Linked DNA regions of Homo sapiens: regions 1 and 2 are each linked to region 3. A link is a contact called in ENCODE Hi-C or POLR2A ChIA-PET data. All regions are on one chromosome and are shown on one strand. Each heading gives the region's core, a stretch centred on a gene start or an enhancer-like site at or near the end of the contact. The rest is flanking DNA. Distances are from core to core; before and after follow the strand shown. Region 1 holds the start of ATG4B (autophagy related 4B cysteine peptidase). Region 2 has its middle 5.0 kb from the start of GAL3ST2. Region 3 overlaps SNED1 (sushi, nidogen and EGF like domains 1).

Evidence for each region. A loop is a pair of places that touch in the nucleus more often than their neighbours do. ChIA-PET counts read pairs that join two places held with the same protein, here RNA polymerase II (POLR2A). Pooled maps may share reads with other maps.
Region 1: a loop to region 3 is called in a pooled map, with 5 times the contacts of the local background. The contact joins the promoter of ATG4B here to the enhancer-like site in region 3. A Hi-C loop is called at or near these places in 1 of 37 single-sample maps with no recorded cell type and 6 of 50 pooled maps. POLR2A ChIA-PET finds 5 or more read pairs at or near these places in 1 of 52 experiments (B cell).
Region 2: a pooled map shows a loop between it and region 3 (4-fold over the local background). The contact joins two enhancer-like sites. A Hi-C loop is called at or near these places in 2 of 50 pooled maps.

What each region holds. Positions count from the first base shown.
Region 1 is chr2:241,635,316-241,639,226 of GRCh38, forward strand. ATG4B (autophagy related 4B cysteine peptidase) reads left to right here and starts at 2,378. Exons shown (of 13, transcript NM_013325.5): 1 at 2,378-2,409. The coding sequence starts at 2,400. THAP4 (THAP domain containing 4) reads right to left here and starts at 1,843. Exons shown (of 6, transcript NM_015963.6): 1 at 1,626-1,843. The coding sequence starts at 1,702. RefSeq lists silencers at 1,366-1,505, 1,576-1,645, 1,676-2,025, 2,396-2,445, 2,466-2,655 and 1 more and enhancers at 1,999-2,926, 3,326-3,859.
Region 2 is chr2:241,769,900-241,773,769 of GRCh38, forward strand. No RefSeq gene overlaps it. Among named protein-coding and RNA genes, the nearest start is that of GAL3ST2, 5.0 kb to the right of the region's middle. RefSeq lists an enhancer at 864-1,776. Within about 2 kb of position 1,557, at least 4 of the 41 ENCODE cell types and tissues checked have a DNase peak (open chromatin) inside an H3K27ac peak, as active enhancers do.
Region 3 is chr2:241,039,485-241,043,334 of GRCh38, forward strand. It overlaps SNED1 (sushi, nidogen and EGF like domains 1), which reads left to right. Exons shown (of 32, transcript NM_001080437.3): 7 at 591-704; 8 at 816-929. The region is part of intron 1 of SNED1-AS1 (SNED1 antisense RNA 1); the gene reads right to left. It also overlaps a transcript of MTERF4 not described here. Among named protein-coding and RNA genes, the nearest start is that of SNED1-AS1, 23 kb to the right of the region's middle. RefSeq lists enhancers at 1,875-1,924, 2,375-2,604. Within about 2 kb of position 2,292, at least 4 of the 41 ENCODE cell types and tissues checked have a DNase peak (open chromatin) inside an H3K27ac peak, as active enhancers do; they include B cell, where a contact is called at or near this core.

The DNA of each region.
Region 1 (3,911 bases), core at 1,128-3,627, 600 kb after region 3:
ACATGTATTATACCATAATTTAAAAATGGTGAGAAAAAAGCAACCAGCGCAGGAAGATACTGAATAGGATGTTTAGTCATTTCTTTATTACCTAATAAAGATCCTTCATAACCATTTCTTCATTAAGGCAAACTCTGTGTTTAAGAACATAGGCCTGGGCCGGGCGGGGTGGCTTATGCCTGTAATCCCAGCACTTTGGGAGGCCGAGGCGGGTGGATCACTTGAGGTCAGGACTTTGAGGCCAGAGTTCGAGACCAGCCTGGCCAATATGGTGAAACCCTGTCTCTACTAAAAATACAAAAAAATTAGACAGGCGTGGTGGCGCTTGCCTGTAATCCCAGCTACTTGGGAGGCTGAAGCAGGAGAATAGCTTGAACCCAGGAGCGGGGGTTGCAGTGAGCCGAGATCGCACCAATGCACTCCAGCCTGGGCGACAGAGGGAGACTCCTTCTCAAAAAAAAGAGAAAAAAAGAAAAAAAAACCAGGCCCTAATGTGCACATAAGGGACAGGGTGGTCAGTTCTAACTGCTATTTGCTCCACCTGAGGCCAGTGTGGACCAGGACAAATCCTAACAGGATGGACTGGGCCGTTCTAAGCAACAGGACCTTCTAACCTCCTTTCTGAACACTGTGAGGCCAACTGCAAAGGTACCCCCCCACCCCCAATTCCGATGTCCTTTCCTCCCATACCATGTTAGACCGTTGCAACACGTTGCCTCGTTTTCAAAAAACAATAACAAAACTTCTAGGACACAAGCTCTGAAGGAAATTGTCAAGAAAGTGCGCTGGCTGACTTGTGAAATAATCTAATGTTACTAATTCTTATAATACATTGTAATGATTTAAGACTTACAGCAAACTACTGTGAACTTTCAATAACCCTATAAATAACACGTGCCATTCCCGTCTTTAAAACTTAAATAACACCATGCAACATAAAACAGAAACATCTCCAAAGTGGTTTTTAAAGTCTGTTCGCGGTTCTGGTGCCTCCCGCGTGTAATCCGCAGAAATCTCACTGAAATAGGCTGAACTCACAAGGCCTTAGAGGGGTTTGGGCCCTGCCGCGGGGGCCCACGTGGGAAGCGGCCGAGAGCCCCGGGCCAGGCTCTAAGGGAGCGCAGGAGGATGCCGTCCCCAGCCGGCCGTCCCGTAGACTCTCCGCGCGTACCCGCGTCCTGGGCTCGGGGGCCCAGTCCCGGAAAGCCCTCTCGGGGGCTGTCAGCTACGGAGGCGCAGGTCGCGTCTGCCCGGTCGCTCCTGCTCGCAGACATCCAGGCCGACGGCCCGCGCGGTCCGGAGAGTCAGCAGTCGCGGCCGAGCAGGACAATCGGCCCAGGACCTGCGCTTCCAGAGCGTGCGGCTTCTGAAGCCTAGGCGCCGGCCGGATCGATCGCGCGCAGGGCGGACCCAGGCGGCCGGGGTGGGGGCGGCTGCGCTGCCCGAGGCGCCCGGCCCAGAGACGGCGGCCGGGCCAAGGTCACACAGCGCCCACGCCCGCTCCCCCGCGCCCCGGCCGCCGAGGCCCGGCGCCCCCGCCCCCCGCGTTCGGGCCGGCCGCGGGGCCTCAGTTTCCCCGCAGGGCCGGGTCGGGGCGGGGGCGTGGCGGCCCGGGGCCCGCGTACCTGTGGAAGGAGACGGCGCGCTTCTCGCCCTTTCCCTGCCGGTTGGAGCAGTTCACGGCCGCACAGCAGATCACCATCGCGGGCCTTGGCCCAGCCGCGCAGCCAGGCCCCGGCCCTAGCCGCCCGCCCGCCCGCGGACCGCCCCGAGGGAGGGAGCGCGGCGGCGACACGGCTCGGGACGTGGGCCGGCCCGCGGCGTCCGCGCCGTACGGCAAGATGGAGGCGCAGGCGCCCGCAGCGGGCCCGCCCCCGCCCCAGCCCCCGCCCGCGTCCTCGCCAGCCGCGGGTTCGGGCGTCTTCGGACCAGCGGGGCGCCGCAGGCCCCTCGCAGCGTCCGTCGGCAGGCGGGCAGACGGGCGGGGGAGTCGCCCCGGCGGGGCAAGTCCGTACCGCGACATGGGCGCGCCGAGCACGTCCGTACCGCAAGATGGCTGCTCGGACGGGGACAGAGCTCGCCTCTGCCGCCTCGACAACTGCTCCTGGGTCCTCTAAGAGGAGGAAGCGCCACCCATGGCACACAGTGTCCCGTCGGACAGCAGAACCAGCCGTCGTCCCACGACACGACCCCATGCCGCCCGCAGGGCGCCCCGGGGCTCGCGTCGGCCCGGCCGTACGCCAAAATGGCGGCTCCCGCGTATTTCCGCTCGCGCGCCGTATCGTCTTCGCCGCCTGCGCCGGCACACCTATTGGCCCCCGCGGCGTCCCGTCGCCGCGTCGCGTTGCTGGCCCGTCGGAGCGACGCCGCTCGGGTCAGTCGGCGGCCGGACTGGGAAGATGGACGCAGGTGAGGAGTTGCCGGGGGTCGGTCTTTCCGCAGGAGGTGCTCGCCTTATCATTGGCCTCCCCTGCTCGGGTCGGGCTGCCGCGACTCGCCTCGGGGCACGCCGGTGCGGGCCAGGCTGGGCCGGGGCGGCGGGCGCTGCGGGAGCGCGGGGCGGTGTTGGTGGGTGGTGGGCGGTGGGAGCGGGAGGGGGACGGCGGCGCACTGCGCCGCGGAACCCGCCGTCGGTTGCGCTGGAGCTTCTGCTTTTCCGGTCCCGTCCGGAGCGCTCCGGAGGTTGTGGCTGCACAGGCCCTTGCGCCAGGTCGGCCGTGGAGGGCGGCGGAGCCTGCCGGGCGGGGAGAGGCGCGGCGGCGAACGGGGCGGCCGCGGTCCGGGCCGGGGACGCGAGCGGCGGGCGAAAGCGTAGCCTTTCCGCAGCTGAGCGTGAAGGGATGGAAGCTCTTTAACTTTTATGAAGTTATTGGTAGGTTGGAGGAGAGAAACGTGACGTGTTCATCACAGTATACGTATCTTTTTTGTTTTTGTCTTCAATTTAGTAACCAGTAGATTCTCCAAGCTGCTTTTCCGTGACGAGAAAGAGAAACAGTGAATTTGTATCATCGGGTCTTAGTTTCTTGGGGTCCTAAGAGAGAGAGAAAGAGAAGGAGTGTGTGTGTGTGTGTATAGGGAGTGTTGGTTTTTTTCCTATCCTTTCATGCTTCCGCTCCATTTTTGCTAGCAAGATTATTTTAAGTCAGCGCCAAACCCATCGCTAGCCCAGTAGCCCTAGAAATATTTTTACACAGAAGTTTTAGCTCATTCATTCTTTGTGGGAACTGATTTGCCTTTTACCAAGTATCCCCCATCTGTAAAGAAAGATTTTCATCTGGTTTAATTCTGTCATTCTGAATGGGATTGTTTTTACTTTTTATTTTTCTGGTAGCTACAACATAAATTTATTAAGATCTGAGTTGGAAAACTGTAATGTGTATTGCCAATATCTATTAAAATGATTTGTAGCAGCTCACCACTTAAATGTGGTAGGTGGCTGGAGGAAACAGGAGCCCTGACTCCCTAAGGAGCATGTTGACCAGGTGTATATCTTGTGAAGTTTGTCTTTTAGAATAACCGTCATTCACGGTTGAACTATTTGCAGCTGTGTACTATTTGTTGTTTACTATTTTACAACTGTTGTATTATATCTTTTTAGGTGTTATTGTTTGTGATGCAGGATTTTTCTCAGCCACTCTGGCAGCCAGAGACCTCCGGCTGGCGAGGCCCCTGCCCAGGCCTTGCTTGGGTCCAGGCTCGCCGCAGGAGATACCCCATCTACTTGGTCCACCGGTGGGCACCTGGTTTGCACTATGGCACGGATACCATGGCCACCATGACTGTATGCTCAGCCCCTGGCGGGAGTGGGTGTGTGGGTGAGTGAGTGCCGGGTCCCGCCAGCTGTTTCAAGCGCAGGCACCAGAGTGGGCTCTGCAGAGCTTACAGCTAGACATGTGGCAAGCAACTCCCAC
Region 2 (3,870 bases), core at 307-2,806, 730 kb after region 3:
ATCAGGGGCACTTTCATGCTGGCCCAGCAGAGCCAGTGGGTCCCGCCCAATGCCTGGGCTACTTCCTGCTGTGCCTGGGGGCACCTGGGGCTGTCCTGCCTCACTGGCCAAGGCCCGGCTCTGTCCCTGGGCTCTGGCCACTGTTCTGCCATCCCAGGCTGGGTACCCATGGGCAGCCCGACAGTATCTGTTGCACAGAGCAGACCCCAGGCCCCATGGGTGCCTGACACGAAGCCCCACAGCGTGTGCCCGCGTCCCCCGAGGTCAGCCGGCGGCTCCTGCCCTTCCCTCTGACCTCTGGTTGGGGGCCGGCCATTTTTCTGCTTGTTCCTCTAGCTCTGCTACTGGGCACATGGTCCGTGCTGGGTAGGCTGCAGGCCAGGGTGAGTTGCTGACCCGCTGACCCTGGCTGTGCACCTGCCCTCCTGCCCTGGGTGGCTGCTGCTGGCCCAGGGGTGACTTGGGGGCTTTCAAGCTTCTGCCCGTGCTGGCCGCACGACCCCACGTCCCACCCTGGGTAGGGACTTGTGATTCTCAGAGCTGGGGTCCGTTGCTTTCCTAAGGACCTCCGGCCCTGGTCGTGGTCTAAATGCTCACTCCTGTTGTTGGAGAGGCCAGCCGGGTGACAGGGAAAAGCCCAGAGCCCCGGGCTTCCCGTGAGGATCTGGGCTCAGCATGGGCTGTGGGGCTGCAGAGGCCTGGCCTTGCCTGCTGAGGGACACCCGCTGGTAGTGCCTGCAGAGGGGGGAGGAGGAATTCCTCCCCCTAGTGCCCTCTGGACCCTGGGAGAGCAAGACCTCTGCATCCACACTGCCTTCCGCTGGGCCTCTGGGGACTGGGGAAGCGGACACAGTCCAGGACTGTTGGAGGAGGAAGAGGCTGCGGCTGCTCTTCCCTGGGGGTCCGGCTCCAGGAGGCTGCGGTGACCGTTGGGCCGGAGCAGGCCAGTGCCGGGCACGTCCTGCCCATGACAGCCCTGCTGCCAGCCGTGGGCACTTGTTCCTGGAGCTCCGTGGCTGGGTCCTGCCGTCTCCGCTGCTGCCCTGCCCTGCCATGTTCACCTCCAGTTTATCCAGCAATGGGGAGAGGGGCTTCTTAGATCCCCCTCAGGCTTTTCTTTTGTGCCTTTAGATATGTGAAATACAACACAGCCAGGCAAAGCAGGTGCCGGTGAGACACCTGGCTGGCCCGAGCTGGCCCGAAGAACTGCCTGTCTGCCATGAGGAAAACCCACACTGCGTGGTGGCTGGGAGGCCAGGAGTTTTCACAAGCCGGAAACCTGTTAGATTTCTCTACCTGACAGCAGGAAAATCTGATGAGACCCGATCGCATCCAGGCAGGCCGTGTTCTCGCAGCCCGCGGGTTAACACAGACTCCGAGTGACTCCGACGCAGGAGAACGCGGCGAATCTGCGTGAGGCAGGCCACCAGCCTTGGTGCCCCGGAGACAGCTCCCCCAACGGCCATGTGACGGCGTTGAGTGTCCGTGGTCAGGTGTGTGTAAGAGACGCGCAGAGAATTCCACGCCGTCCCAACCTCCCAGCCGGAGGCTCTGACGAGGCCTGCAGCCACGCGGAAAGAGCAATGAGGAGCACGTGTGTGGGGAGGAAGGCGGGTTCTGGCCCCGTTCCTTCCGCAGCAGCTCCGGCCTGGCGGGTTCTGACGGAATTCTGCAGCGGCTCCAGCCAGGGTCGTCGGGGCGGGGTGGGTGCTCAGGGGCGGCCTTTGTGTTCGGATTAGAAGCTGGTGATTGTCACATTAAGACCTCTAAGCTGCTGCAATCTGAGAAGATGTTACACAACCAGGGCCCCTGAGCTGAGGCCAAGGAGGGGGCCAGGAGAGTGGTGGGAGGGGCCCCAGGCAGGGCCAGAGCTGCCTGTGTACAGCAGGGGAGAGGGGAGAAGGGGTGGGCCGGGTGGTCTCAGCCCCAGGGAGAGTGGAGTGCCCGCCCCTCCCCTCCCCCAGGACGGCTGGCCCCTGGGAGAGCCCCTGGGGGAGCCAGTTTCCTGTAAGCAGAAGGGCAAGTGGTTGGGACCCAGAGGTGTCTGACAGTTGTGGACTTAGAGCCCAGAGGAAGGGTTTGGGGTTTGGGGCTCCTGGGACGCCGCAGGCCCCTGAGGACGTCCATCAGGATCCTGGCAGTGTGGAGGTGTAGGGTCCAGCCCTACGGGGCTTAGCGGGTGTTTTCCCTGTGTGTGGAGATGAGGGATTGTAATAAATAAAGACACAAGATAAAGAGAGAAAGAGAAAGCAGCTGGGCTCTGGGGACCACTACCATCAAGACGCGGGGACCAGTAGTGGTCCCAGAGGGCTAGGCCCACTGATATTTATTGCATACAAGACAAGGGGGCAGGGTAAGGAGGGTGAATCTTCTCAGTGATTGACAAGGTGAAGTAAGTCATGTGATTACAGGATAGGGGGCCCTTCCCTTTTAGGTAGCCGAAGCAGAGACGGAAGGCAGCAAACGTCAGCATTTTCTTCTCTGCACTTATAAGAAAGATCAAAGACTTTAAGACTTTCACTATTTGTTTTACCGCTATCTGCTACGAACTTCAAAGAGGAACCAGGAGTACAGGAGGAGTATGAAATGCAACAAAGAGTAATATTAAAAGCTAATGATTAATAATGTTTATAATAATGATTGATAATTGTCCATGATCATCTCTATATCTAATTTGTATTATGACTAATCTTATTCCAACTATTTTCTTTATTATACTGAAACAGTTTGTGCCTTCAGTCTCTTGCCTCGGCACCTAGGTACTTTCGCCCACATGGAGGCAGAGGTGACAGGCGTACAGGGCAGTGTGTCTGGACCCAGATGGCAGGCACGTTAACGACCAGTGACCAGGGCTCTGCCCACCTGGCCCGGCGCGTTGGCCCCCCAGCGATGTGGCTTCACGCCGGCTGCTTTCCTGAGCGCTCGGGGTTTAGGTCCTGTTCTGCTGCCTCTGAGCACCTGTGACCTGAAAAGGCCCTACCCTCGGCCTGGGTCCCTTGGGGTGCCACTGACCTTCTGGGACCCTGAAGCTGCCTGTGTGGTAGGCGTGTCCACCCCCACACCCACCCAAACGATGCAGAGGAGTGAAAAATGATTCCTCGAGGAGCTGGTCCAGGGCCGGGCGCGGTGGCTCACACCTGGAATCCCAGCACTTTGAGAGGCCGAGGTGGGAGGATTGCTTGAGCCCAGGAGTTTGAGAAGAGCTTGGGCACACATGGTGAGACTCTGCCTCTACAAAAAATTAAACATAGCCAGGCGTGGTGGCATGCACCTAGAGTTCCAGCTACAGGAGGCTCTTACAGGGGAGGAGGGACAAGCCTGAGCTCAGGAGGTCGAGGCTGTGGGGAGCCCCACGTGACTACACCACTGCACTCCAGCCTGGGTGACAGAGCGAGACCCTCTCTGGAAAAATAAAAAGGAGCTGGTCAGGGAGGCCGAGAGCAAATAGCTGCTAGAATGTGGCGCTGCCTGGGACGGGGAGGGCTGGGGGCCCTTGGGGTGGACCAGGAGCCTGAGTTGAGGGTTAGGGGCAGGTGGAGGGGCTGGGAAGCTCGGGGCTGTCTTAGGAGAGCCCTCCTGACACCTAGGCCCTGGGCCGGGTTCCTCCTGGTGGAACATCACAGACCTGAGCCCTCCCACTCACTTTTCCTTGGACCCCACAGGCAAGGAGCTGGGGCGGCTGTCTGCTCCCAGGCTGAGGCCCCGGGACGGGCCCCTCCTCGCTTTGTTAGCCGGTTAGACCCAGGGCGGGCGCAAGCCCTTGGCAGTGCTCCCCAGCACTGCCCCTTGGACCTCAGGGGTGTGGGGAGGACAGACCAGGGCAGGACCCAGGAGGCCACAAGGGCTGGTGGGGGTCATGGTCCTGGCAGC
Region 3 (3,850 bases), core at 1,042-3,541:
GATGTGTGGGCCAGGTGCTCTGGACTCAAGGAGGGCCAGCATCCGGTGAGGAGGGAGGGCAGAGGGTGGGCTCCCCTAGCTCACTCCCACTCAGTAACTGGGGGCCAGAGTCCCTTTGCCCTGGCCGTTCCTGCACAGGCCACTGCCTGCCCCACCCAGCCTCTCGCCCCAGGGGCCACTCCTACACCCTGGGTGCTGCACACCCTTCCAGGCTCAGTCACAGCCTGCATCCTTGACCACAGCTCTTCTCACAGTCCACTTGGAATAAGAGCCACCTAGGGAGGGACCATCCCCCAAGAGTGGGAGTGATTTCCATGCACCCCCATTTGCCCCTGCCCAGCATACACACCCATCCCTCCATCCCAGGTTTGCTGAATTAGACCCAGTTCAGACAGAGCTTCGGGTGGCCAGTCAGGACTGCCTGGCCAGGCCTCTTTCTTGCCTGTCGCCCGCTCAGAAACCTGCCTGCCAGGCCCCCCTGCAATGTAAGCCAGTTGGGGGTGGGGCTCAGTGTACGTCCCAGGGGTTTCTGTCCCCTCAGGTAACCATAACTGGGAGTCCATCGTCCTGTCTACACCTCCTCACTCTAGCCCAATCCCCCTGTGACACCAAAGAGTGTCAACATGGTGGCCAGTGCCAGGTGGAGAATGGCTCTGCGGTGTGTGTGTGCCAGGCCGGATACACCGGAGCAGCCTGCGAGATGGGTGAGTGGCCTGGCTTCGGATTGGAGAGGGGCTCCTGCCCGTGGCCAGGTGCTGGGCACAGGGTGGTTGTGGCCTGGCTCAAGCCAAGCCCGCACCTCTGCTGCCCCTCAGATGTGGACGACTGCAGCCCTGACCCCTGCCTGAATGGAGGCTCTTGTGTTGACCTAGTGGGGAATTACACCTGCTTGTGTGCCGAGCCCTTCAAGGGACTTCGCTGTGAGACAGGTAACTGGCCAAGTGCCTGCAGGCCACCATGGCTGATGGTGGCTTTGTGCCGTGAACACCCCCATAGCCACTTTCCCCTTCCTTCCTTGCCATCTGACTCACCTCACACCTGTCTCTGGGGTGGGAGGATGCCTCTGCCCCCTTCCCACTCCCCAGCGCTTCCCGCTCAGCCTGGATCCTAAGCCACCAACTGCAGGGAAAATAGGAAGCAAAAGATGGATGCTGCCTCCAGGGTGCTGTGTGAGGCTGAGCAACCCCTTCCCCTCTCTGGGCCTTGGTTTCCATCTGTGAAATGCCAGGAGGGATGACAAAGTTCACAAGTCTCCTCTTCCAGCCTGGGTGACTCTTGACTTTTTTAACATCTTCCTCTCCTACTCTAGAACCCTCAGCACACAAGGGAAAGTAACGGGAATCAGAAAGAAAACTGACCTTTCACTATTTTCTATTCTATTTTGTGTTGTTTAACTGCTAGTTGTGACTTGTTAGAGGAATTAAAAGGCCAACTGGAGATTGCAGCCTACAGTATAAAAATGGCTTTCGTGTCTGATTGTTGCACCTGCCTCCAGAGGCTCACCCACTGTGCCGACTTCTGTGGACGCACCAGGTGCTGCTTCTCTCCAGGGAGATGCTAAAGACAAACTATTCAGGTTATTTTTAGTTTAAAAAATTCAGGAGGAAATTCTGTTTTACCCGTAAGACACAGAGGGTCATGGGCCCTCCATCAGTCTTTGCCGAGTGCATGGGAGGCCAGGGTGTGTCCTGAGGGGAGGGTGGGGCAGGAGCGGGAGGAGGCAGCCTCACCTATTTGGCTGCTTTAAAGTCACTGTTCCGTGTCACAGCTCACTTTGCCCAGATTGTTATCTAAATATCAATGTATTTCACTAAATTCATGTCAGGAAACGGATAAGTGGTTTCAAAAATTTTTTGCAAATAAACCGTGTTTTCTACAGAATAATGATGCAAGTAGAGTGAATAATAAGAAACAGACTGGCCGGGTGTGGTGGCTTATGCCTGTAATCCCAGCACTTTGGGAGGCTGAGGCGGGCGGATCACTTGAGGTCAGGAGTTCAAGACCAGCCTGGCCAACGTGGTGAAACCCCATCTGTACCAAAAATACAAAAGTTAGCCAGACGTGGTGCTGCATGCCTGTAATCCCAGCTACTCGGGAGGTTGAGGCTGGAGCATTGCTTGAACCCGGGAGGCAGAGGTTGCAGTGAGCTGAGATCGCACCACTGCACTCCACCCTGGGTAACAGAATGAGTGAGACTCTGTCTAAAAAAAAACAAAAGAGGAAGAAGAAAGAAACAACAGACTGACGGTGGTGCTAACGTAATGACTGATTGACTGTATTACAAGGCGCAGATGCTGACAGTCTAATCAGGTCTGACAGGAAGTGGGCCACAAATTGGACACTACAAAAAAGAGTCTCTAGTCTTCTGCTTCTGGCCAACAAGAATTAACTGCTCTTGGAATTTCCCTCTCACCATCAACACCTAGAAAAACAGACAAAATCTGTGAAACCCTTTTCAGCCATTAGACAACAGACAGCACAAGCCTGTCACCCCTGAGAAAAGGGAATCAAATGAGGTGAGCCCTACAATTGCCCCAGATTCTGCCTGGGGCAGTTTCCACTCCACTGTGCTGGGAGGAGGAACTGAGAGTCCAGCAGTCCCTTTGAATTGAGGAGACAAAGATCCTAGTTCAGTGGCTACAGGATGGTGCTCCTGAGGCAGGAGGGAGCATGAGATCAAGAGGAGACCTCCCTGAATTTTGGCTTATTATTATCAGGCTCAGGATGAAATCTGCAAGGCTGGGGAAAGAACCACTAGAAAGCAGTAAGTCAAACACTTCCTGGAGCTCAAACAGGGCTGGGAGTCTATTGCATAGAGTCCTCAGTGGGGTGTCACTTTAGTAGTGCTGAACTAAAGACTAATGTCGACCTGCCCTAACAGATCTTAAAGAAAGCTTAAAAGGATCAAACTGATCCTAAGTCATTGAGCCATGTGCCAGAATAAAATCCTATACTCCTCAACAGGAGTATATCAATAATACAACAGAATCCAGAACTCCAAAATACCCAGTCAAAAATTATCAGGTCTACAAAGAAGTAACATATAACTCACAGTCAGGAGAAAAATAGATCAATAGAAACAGGCACCAGAAATGACAGAATTAGCAGATACAAATGTTTAATTATCTATTATGAATATGCTCCTATAATCAAGATTGTTGAGGGGAAAAAAACCTAATGAGAAGTAGAAGGTATTTTTAAAAACTTGTAGAAATGAAAAATATATCTGAGTTTTTAAAATACACTGAATAGTATTTACAGCAGGTTAGATATTGCAGAAGGAAAGATCAATGAACCTGAAGAGTGAAACAGAAACAATTCAATATGCATCACAGAGAGAATAAGACTAAAAGAAAAAGAAGAGATCTTCAGCAACCTGCAGAACGATATTAGGGTAATAGGATCCACGTATCTGGAGTCTGCGAAGGAGGATGGAGAACAGTATCAAGCAGCCTGGGATCCACGTATTTGGAGTCTGTGAAGGAGGATGAAGAACAGTATCAAGCAGCCTGGGATCCATGTATGTGCAGTCTGCAAAGGAGGATGGAGAACAATATTAAGCAGCCTGGGATCCACGTATTTGGAGTCTGCGAAGGAGGATGGAGATGGGTGTGGAAAGGAGTGTTATAGAAAAAGTATGTGAAGAAATAATACCCAAACATTTTCCACATTTGATGAAAACTAAAACCCACATTTCCAAGAAAAGCATGAAGAAAACCATGCAAAGCCATACCATAATCAAATTGCTGAAAACTAATGATAAAAAACCTCAAAAACAGCCAGAGGAAAAAGCCACATTACATACAGCGAAACAAGAATGAAACAGACTTCTCGTCAAAAACAATGCAAG